2 separate regions of the Homo sapiens genome follow, and region 1 is linked to region 2. A link is an interaction called in ENCODE POLR2A ChIA-PET data of the cell type or tissue named here. Cell type or tissue: PC-9. All regions are shown on one strand.

Region 1 (5,000 bases), 95 kb before region 2:
GTTCCAATAGTACATCAATTCTGGAAATATGACACCCATAAGGCTGGTTGTAGAATTTAATCATCTAAAATCTACATGGGAGCATTGGAACTACAAGGCCTCAGAGCAGCTCAGGAGTTGAAGAGCATCTAACAACTCTCTGCTGGAACATCTCCTGAGCCTTCACCATTAAGTCTGAGTGACGAAACTCATAACGGGATTTCTAGGACCTGCAAATTTTCTTGGCTTATGAAGAGTATCTGAGTCAGGCATGGTGGCTCACACCTGTAATCTCAACAATTTGAGAGGCTGAGGCAGAAGGATCGTTTGAGCCCAGGAATTCAAGATCAGCCTGGGCAACATAGCAAGACCCCATCTCTATAAACTTTTCTTTTTTAAAAATAGCTAGGCATGGTGGCATACACCTGTAGTCCCAGCTGCTGAGGAGGCTGAGGTGGGAGAATCACTTGAGCCCAGGAGATCAAAGCTGCAATGAGCTACGATCACACTACTGCACTCCAGCCTGGGTGACAATAAGACCCTGTGTATATTAAAAATAGGCCAGGCGTGGTGGCTCACGTCTGTAATCCCAGTACTTTGGGAGGCCAAGGCAGGTGGATCACTTGAGGTGAGGAGTTCAAGGCCAGCCTGGACAACATGGTAAAATCCCATCTCTGTTAAAAATACAAAAACTAGCCAGGTGTGGTGGTGCATACCTGTAGTCCTAGCTACTTGGGAGGCTGAGTCAGAAGAGTCCCTTGAACCAGGAAGGCAGAGGTTGTAGTGGGCCGAGATCACACCACTGTACTCCAGCCTGGGTGACAGAGTAAGACCCTATCTCAAATACATATATATAGTTTGTGTTTAAACTAGAGCTGGAAGGAATCTGAAGAGATAATCAAATTGTACCCAAAGGATGAAAAGAGAAGGAAGGGGATGAATGCCTTTGGAGTTTACTGTATCACATCCATCCTCTGACTAAGGCTGGGGTGTGGGAGGTGCAGCCTTGATAAGAGGCAGAGCTGGAATTCAAACTCACACCCCTGTCAGCGTCAGCATCCAGTACTCTAGGTTTCCACACCACGGACTAGCCTAAAGTGCCTTCTCTGCCTGTGGGGGGATCTTTCCTGCTCCCCATGATGACCAAGCCCTATAAACTCACTTAACACCAGCTACCTGCTGGTGTGAGATGACTTCCTTGGAATCATCTAAATCAGTGGTAGAGACCCCTTTAGCAGCTTCCGATTCAGCACCAGTATTTGCACGTGGGCAGGAAAACACTCGGCCTGCCTCCCAGCATTCAGAGACAGGATGAGGAGAGGCCTGTGGCATTTCTTTTTTTTTTTTCTTTTCGAGACAGAGTCTCGCTCTGTCACCCAGGCTGGAGTGCAGTGGTGTGATCTGGGCTCACTGCAACCTCTGCCTCCTGGGTTCAAGTGATTCTCCTGCCTCGGCCTCCCGAGTAGCTGGGGTTACAGGCATGTGCCACCACGCCTGGCTAATTTTTATATTTTTAGTAGAAACAGGGTTTTGCCATGTTGGCTAGTCTGGTCTTGAACTCCTGACCTCAGGTGATCCACCTGCCTTGGCCTCCCAAAGTGCTGGGATTACAGACGTGAGCCACCACACCACGCCCTGTGGCATTTCTTGAGTGCAGTTTACATTTCTTTGGACCACCATGCAAGGAGGCAGAAGATTAGAGTTCAAGTTGCAGCTCTGCCACTCACCTCATGTGTGGCCACAAGCAAGCCCCCCCACACCCCCAGCCCACCTCAGAGCACGGGCACCTGAGCCTCAGTTTCAGCCCCTGTGAACAGAACTAACCCCTAAGCACTGTCTATGGAAACTGCACTGAACCCAATGGGTGGAAGGAAGGGGTTTTGTCTGTTTCCAGCAGTTGTAACATAGATCCCCATAGATCCCACTCTTAGCATTTATACTCTCCTATGTCCCCTCCAGGTATACCTAATAGTCACTCTTTTCTTCTTATAATTACATCTGAGATGGCAAGAGCACCCAGTAGTGTCCACACAAGTGGCAAATGTGATGACATTCTGACCAATCATTAAAGCAAAGCCAAAGGAGCTGCAAGAGTCCCTTTAGTGGCTATTGAACCCTCCCAGCAGGCGCCATATCTATGTACCAACCTCACTATGCAGCCCTGCGCCTCTCACTGCCAGATTCTATGCTGCAAAGGCCAGAGGACGCACATCTGACAAGTCTTGAGACAAAGGTCAAAATAATCTATTTTGGATTCCTTACTGCAAAATGTACCATCAGAAAAAGCTCCCTTTTCATGTTGAAAAGCAGCTTAGGGAAGGACTTACAGTGGCCACATCTACCCTCCAGGACACCTGCTCCCAAGAGAGGAAGGGAGGCTCCTGCTTGGTGGGGCTGTTACTACCACTGCCCCAAATCCCTGCCCCTCCTCTGCCTGGCAAACTCCTCTCATTCTCTGTGGCCCACATCAGTGTTCACCCTTTCTCTTGGATATCTTGTTCATTTTATCAGTAATACGTAGACAGTCTCTCCTCCAGACCCACAGAGGGACCTTTACACTGGTTCTTTAGAGGACTGAATACACCGTAGTTCAGGGGATTACTTGTCTATGTCTCCCAACAGAATGTGGCAGGCAGGGACAACATCCAGCTCATCTGTGCAACCACAGAGCTCAGCACTGAGTAAGCTCCAAGTCAAAGCTGGCTGAATGGGATTGACTGAACCTTCCCTTTCTTCCTTCTATATATGTATGTACGCATGAACCAAGTGCATATTCAAGCCGTATAGCCAAGTGGAAAGTGCTGGACTTTGGAATGAGACCAAGTTCTGAATCCTGGCTTTAACCTTTACAACATTCTTAGGAACATCAGTGTCTCTGAGCCTCAGCTTCATCATCTGTAAAATGGTTCTGTTTTATGGCCTACTTTATAGATCAGTGATGAATATTAAACAAGAGTTCACAAAGACTGTAGTTCAGTGCTGGGCTCAGGGCGAGAACTGGGTAAACAGCACTTATCGTGATCAGGCAGTGGGAAAGTGAGACAGTGCAGGCCTGAGCCCTTGGCTCTCAGAAGCAAGCTTTGATATGTAGACACAGACTCCCAGCCCCTGCTTTGAGCTGTACCAAAGTGAAATCTGCAGAGTGGGTTCCTGGATGGCCTCCTGTTTTGACATGGAAAAGGGAAACAGGAGGTCCTAGTCCCAACTGCTAAAAATAGGTGATATCAATACGCTTTGACAGTTGCTTCAGGGCTGGGCAGGGCACTATGGAAACCAGGCGTGGTTCTTTTCAGGGAGCTGGGGATATAAGCTGGGTATGCAGAGAGCCATGCCAAGAGCCCTGCAGCTGCCAACCTCTGATCTGCATGTCAGGGGCTGGGTGGGAACACCATTGCTTGAAGGAGGCTCAATTATGGGGCAATAAGCCAATAGCCAAGTGAACCATTCCCTTCCGGGTCCATCTATTACCCTACTGTTTGCAGAAACACCTCCTATGACATCCAATCACCTCCCAGGTCCTATAAAAATCAATGACCCCAAAAGCCATCTCAGCAGACTCTCCCAAAAGCCTCTTGATTAAATTGGCTAAGGTTTCTCCCACAGGCAAGGCGGGCCTTACAGGTTCCAATCAGCTAACTGTACCTTCTTAGCATGCTCACCCCTGGGGGCAGTGATGACTTCCGGTCCCCCCTCACACTGCCCAGCTACAAAGAGGAGACCCATATCCACGTCCCAGGTTACAAAAACTTTTCTCCTCCATTAATTCTCTGAGCTCCTCAAATTCCCCATGAAACAGATGTTATTACACTACCTCCACTTTACAGCTAGGAAACTGAGACTCAAGAGTAGGGTGTACTAGAAAGAGCACATAGACCTGAAATTGCAAAATTTGAGTTTGAGTCCAAGCTGTGCTATTCACTAAATGACTTGCCAAGATCTAAGGGCTTTGGTTTCACCATCTAGAAGATGGTAAAAGAAAGATCTAGAAAGATTTGACAAATGCCTCTCCCTCAGGTTCCTTCTGGGGCTAAAAAAGAAGGTTCTAGGTTATGTGCCTTGTCCCCAAGAATCACCGAGTTAAGAGGAGGAGGTCCTAAGTCTTAGGATCTAAATTTAAAGTTTTATATATATATATAAAATATATGTATATACATAAATATGTGTATATATACATATATATTATATATGTGTATCTATATACACATATATAGTGTATATATACATAATATATACGTGTGTGTATACACACACACACACACACACACACACACACACACACACACACACACACAAATAACAAACCCAAGGCCAAACAGTCAAATGGCCACAGAAGGCAAAATAAGATTTGCATAGTAGAAAAAACACTTTGAGAGTTCAGGACACGCTTCATGAAGGGTGAGGGGGGGGTCATCTGAGATGGTCTTGAAGGATGGCTGGGAGTTTAAACAGGTGAGAAACAGCAGAAGGAGAAACAGCATAAGCAAAGGCACAGAGATAAGTGCAGGCATCATAAGACCCAGACTGTAAGGAGTCCAGCTCAGAAAGCAAAGATGGGAATGACTAGAGGGTCCTGGGAACTGCTGCTGCCGCACAGCTCTTGCATCCTCAGAGCTGGAGGCAGATGAGGACCCTCGCCCTCCCACCTGTTTTTGCCTCAAATTTGTAGAGTTGGATGCTGGAAAGGCCTGAGAGCCTGAGCATCTTCAGGTGTCTGGCCTGGGAAAGCCGCCTGTATCCTGCTGTGAACACCCCTCCTGCTGCACAGTGACAGGGCACTGGCGGGCGGGAAAGCCTGCCAGCCAAGTCAGCAGAGGCTCATGGCAAAGGCCTTCATAATGGAGTCACAGACTTGGCTTTCTGGGAATCTGAGTGGCTAATGAGGGGTCACTTGGGGATGAGGACATGCTGCCAAGGTAACAGGCATAGGTTCTAAGGGCAGAAATGAAAGATACCTCCTCCTTTCTAACTAGAGAACGCATTTGCAGCAGACATGCCAACGTCCCCTTTAGACTCAGAATGAC
Region 2 (5,000 bases):
TAGCGGCAAGATCTCGGCTCACTGCAACCTCTGCCTCCCAGGCTCAAACCATCCTCCACCTCAGCCTCCCAAATAGCTGTGAATACAGGCGTGCACCACCATGCCTGGCTAATTTTTGTATTTTTGGTAAAGACAAGGTTTTGCCATGTTGCCCAGGCTGGTCTTGAACTCCTGGCCTCAAGCTATCCGCCTGCCTCGGCCTCCCAAAGTTCTGAGATTACAGGCGTGCAAGAACCATTCTTAACACGTTGGTGGTTCTCCACTTTTGCTATTATCTGTCTATCTATCTATCATGTCAATCTATGCACTATCTTTGATTTATTTGTCACTGATCTATTATCATCTATTTATCTAAAACAGTAATAGATAACAGAGCACTTATGCACCACGAATGGTCTAATTTGCCACATAACAACTCAATTTTCATGCCAACCCTATGAGATAGGTGACATTATTATCCTCAGTCTATAGATGAGAAAACTGAAACTCCGAAGGGTTAAAGAAAACAGGCCAGAGAGTTTAGGTAGCTTACCAGGACATACAACTGGTAAATGGTGAGAAGCTGGAACTTGAATCTAGATTGTTTGGCTCCATAATATCTATTCTTAGCCCCCACACTATACTGACTTTAGCTAAAGTTCGAATCCAAGCCAAGTGTGGTGGCTCGGACTTTTAATCCCAGGGAGGTCAAGGGAGGATCACTTGAGCCCAGGAGTCTGAGACCGGCCTGGGCAACATAGCAAGACTCCATCTTTACACAACATTTAAAAATTATCTGGACATGGCAACTGACACCTGTAGTCCCAGCTACTCGGGAGGTTGAGGTGGGAGGATCGTTTGAGCCCAGGATTTCAAGGCCGCGGTGAGCCATGATGAGCACCACTGCATTCCAGCCTGCGTGACAGAGTGAGATTCTATTTCAAAAAAAAGTTTGAATTACATCGTGATACCATTTTGTAACTTGTGTTTCTTACTTATCAAAATATCATGGCTACTTTCTTTTTTTTTTTTTTTTTGAGATGCAGTCTCACTCTGTCACCAGGCTGGAGTGCAGTGGTACGATCTTGGCTCACTGCAACCTCCACCTCCTGGGTTCAAGCGATTCTCCTGCCTTAGCCTCCTGAGTAGCTGAGACAACAGGCATGTGCCTCCCACACCCAGCTAATTTTTGTATTTTTAGTAGAGACAGGGTTTCACCATGTTGACCAGGATAATCTCAATCTCTTGACCTCGTGATCCGCCCGCCTCGGCCTTCCAAAGTGCTGGGATTATGGTTGTGAGCCACTGCATCTGGCCATCATGGCTACTTTCTGTGTATAGACACCTACAGTTCCCAAATCCACTTTCAGAGTTGCGTGGTGTCTCATAACAAAGATACCTCAATGTTTACTGAACCACATTCAGACTAATGAGCACTGAGATTGTTTCAAAATTTTCACTATTATAAAGATAACTTGCTGTAAAAATCATATTAAAAACTGTCTTTATATCATAAAACAAATCCCTTAAGTTATTCTCTTAGGTCAAATTCCCAGAGGTGAAATTACTGGGTTAGTGGTTTCCCATATGTTATGGGGCTTTGATGTCTGCAAACAAACTGCCACTCAGAACAACTTAAGCTCTTCCTCCTGGGGCTGATGAGGCTGTTTTTAATTTTTTTCCTTCTATTGTTTAAAGTTGAGATTTAATTTACATAACATAGAAGTCACTATTCACAGTGTGAAATTCACTGGTTTTTAGTGTATTCACAACATTGTACCACCATCAGCACCCTCTAATTCCAGAATATTTTCATCACTCCAAAAAGAAACCCATCAGCATTCACTTCCCATTCCTCTTCCTTCCAGCCCCTGGCAACCACTGATCCACTTTTGGTCTCTATGGAATTGCCTATTCTGGGCATTTCTTACAAATGGAATTATATAATATGGGGCCTTTTGTGTCTGGTTTCTTCTGCTCGGCATAATGTTTTCAAAGTCATCTATGTTCTACCATGTGTCAGCACTTCACTCCTTTTTATGGCCAAATACTATTCCACTGTGCACATACACCACTTTTTGTTTGTTTGTTTGAGACAGGGTCTCACTCTTGTGCCTAGGCTGGAGTGCACTGGCACAATCATGGTTCACTGCAGTCTCGACCTCCTGGGTTCAAGTGATCCTCCCACCTCAGCCTCTGGAGTAGCTGGGACCATAGGAGCACACCACCATGCCTGGATAAATTTTTTTTTTTTTGTATTTTTTTGTAGAGACAGGGTTTGGCCATGTTGCCCCGGCTGATCTTGAACTCCTAGGCTCAAATGATCCGTCCACGTCGGCCTCCCAAAATGCTGGGATTACAGGTGTGAACCACTGCACCTGGCCAACTATGTTTTGTTTATTGATTCATTAGCTGATGGACATTGTAGTTGTATCTATTTTTTGGCCATTATGAAGAATGCTGCTATGAATATCTTTTTCAGTTTTTGATGGTATGAAGAAAAGGGAGAGGAGAGCTTTCCTGAAATGAATGAGGTAGATTTGAAAAGATGAAGATTAAAAAAAAAATTGTCAGAGAGGATTTGCCTGAGGCCAATTTACTTAAATAGGAAAACAGAAAAGTAAAAGAGGTTTGCAGGGAGGTGTCTAGAAGGAAAATATCAGCTCTTTGGCCCCTTGCGCTCTTGCGCTTTCAGACAATTCTATACAAGGCAAAAATAGAATTCCTACAAACTCTTTGTAATTGAGGACAATCTGGATTTGGTGCAAGAAATGGACCACGGTAGGGGCTGTAACTTTAATCATTATTTTAGAAAGTATATTTCTAGGCTTTTCTCAGTTGTTGGTTTCAAGTGACTGAGTTTTGATGGAGGTTTATAAATAGCATCTCTTTTGTTTAGAAACTGGACTTACTGGCCTTGATCACAATCAAGCACGTTCTCCCTCACACACCTTCCCTGTTTGCCGGGTAGGTCTCTTACTGCAACCAAAACCCTACCCCTGACCTCAGTGAAATCTCAGTTTCTCAGTGGAGCCCCAGAGGCCTAGGGCAGAGTGACTCACACTCTGGACAGAGTCCAGACAGCACCTGCCTGGTGGGCAATGCCCTCTCACACCAGGGAGTTCTATTGTATTTTTTCTTTTGCTGTGTTATGTATAATTTAAAATATCTAATTTTACTTCTCTCCTCCTTTTTCTTTTATTGTGTTATAGGGAATGCTGATAGTTATCACACACAATTTAGCTCATAGAGTACAGGAAAATGAGATAGGCTCATGACCAAATAGAAAAAAAATTGAGATCTGGGATTTGCCCCTAGTTGAAGTTGAGGAGTGTTCTGTTTGGCCGCTTTTGCGGAAGGGTGAGCATTTTCACTTACATGAGGGATGGTCATTATTTGCCAGGTGCTGTTATATTTTACAAGTATGAGGAGAATATTGAGAGTGAAAGGGGTGGACTATAGCGGACATTTGTTTTGATCATCCAGCTTCTCATTTGGAGACATCTCCACCGTGTAAGGCAGAAATCAATTCCCACATCTCAAATTACAGAGGCGGAAAATGCCAAATTCTTGCATTTTCAGCCTCCCTTGCAGCTAGGCATGGGCACATGAGCTAGGCTCTGCCAGAGATCATCTCTATTTTTTTTTATTAAACAGAGATGAGGACTTGCTATGTTGCCCAGACTGGTCTTGAATTCCTGGCCTTAAGTGATTCTCCTGCCTCAGTCTCCCACCTCCCTCCCAAAGGGATTACAGGGCATGAGCCACTGCATCCAGCCTGCCCCCAACTCTTAATCAGAATTCAGAGAAGCCAAGAAGCATGAACAATGTAGATTAGTTACAGTGAGGGTGGTAGTTGCAGGGCCCCATCTAGTCAGGGTCCAGGGTAGGGTGGGCCTCAGTGGTGTCAACAGTTCACGCCGTGCTCTGTGCTTAGGGGTAGGGGGGTTCTCAGGGACCAGGTCTGAGATGGGATTTTGACATTGTTACTGGCCACACCAGTTTATTTTTTATTTTCATTTTTGTTCTTTTGCCACACCACTTTAGAAGCACCACCATTTCTCCCTGGGGTATGAAGCTGGGAGAGGGGAGGGGAGAGAGAATTCCTCCCTTTACTCACAATTGTCTACTTGGCATTAAATGAAAAGATGCAAGTTAAAGCCTCCAAGGCATGAGGCTTATTTGCAACAAGTATTCCATCAGAATCTTGGGCTGACTGTTGGGTGGTAAAAGGGGCAGTATGAAGGTCAACAGATGGGAAGGGGATGGAGTTCCAGCTGGAGCAGGTTTCAGGTTAGGCCAGAAAGCCATCAGTTGTGATGCGATACCTGCGGAGCTCCAGGGCAGTGCAGAATTTGGCACAGTGGTTCTTGTGGTCTATGTGAGGAAGCATGGTCAGTACTGCTACCTTGCATAGCTCCGGGGGGCCTCCTTTACATTGCCGTCTATGGAGGAACAGAGATGGTAAAAACATAAGGTTGTCCATGGAGCCACCTGGCTGAGTGATGGGCTGCATGACTCAGAAACTGGGTTGGGGTGGTGGCTGGAAGATGGCGTGTTTCCCCACACCCCTGAGAGGAAGGAAGAGGGTTGCTTATCCATGTTGGAGAGGGCCAGGGTAAAGCTGAACCCTACTAAAGGAAAGCACACAATGCCTGCGCCAAGACCACCACGCAGCAGAGGACCACACAGGACGAGGCTGGGGACCCCACATGAGCAGTCCTCCCCTCCTCACCTGTCTTGTTGTGGGGCTCTGGGGGACAACAAGGCCTCTGAGAGAGAGGACTTGGACTTCTGTTTAGAATTATGATAAAATATGACTTCGACTACACTATGCACTGAATTATGTCAGCTCCCAAATTCATATGCTGAAGCCCTGACCCCCATGGGGTGGTATTTGGAGAAGCCTTTGGAGGTAGGTTAGGTGAGGCCAGGAGGATGGGGCTCTCATGATGGAATTAGTGTCCTTACAAAGACAGGAAGAGATGCAGGCTCCCTGTTGTCACCATTTGAGGACACAG

Evidence for each region. ChIA-PET counts read pairs that join two places held together with the same protein. Peaks named below come from ENCODE experiments on the same cell type or tissue, not always from the same donor. Only the 100,000 strongest peaks of a DNase experiment are listed, where the experiment ranks them.
Region 1: POLR2A ChIA-PET joins it to region 2 with 6 read pairs; 2 of 35 experiments call an interaction of 5 or more read pairs at or near these places.

Annotation. Positions count from the first base shown.
Region 1 is chr9:109,271,933-109,276,932 of GRCh38, forward strand. All of the region lies in intron 2 of EPB41L4B (erythrocyte membrane protein band 4.1 like 4B), which reads right to left. Among named protein-coding and RNA genes, the nearest start is that of EPB41L4B, 47 kb to the right of the region's middle. In PC-9, no CTCF peak of the experiment used is centred here; no DNase peak of the experiment used is centred here.
Region 2 is chr9:109,366,493-109,371,492 of GRCh38, forward strand. No RefSeq gene overlaps it. Among named protein-coding and RNA genes, the nearest start is that of EPB41L4B, 48 kb to the left of the region's middle. In PC-9, no CTCF peak of the experiment used is centred here; a DNase peak (open chromatin) is centred at 2,979; H3K27ac peaks cover 1,295 bases.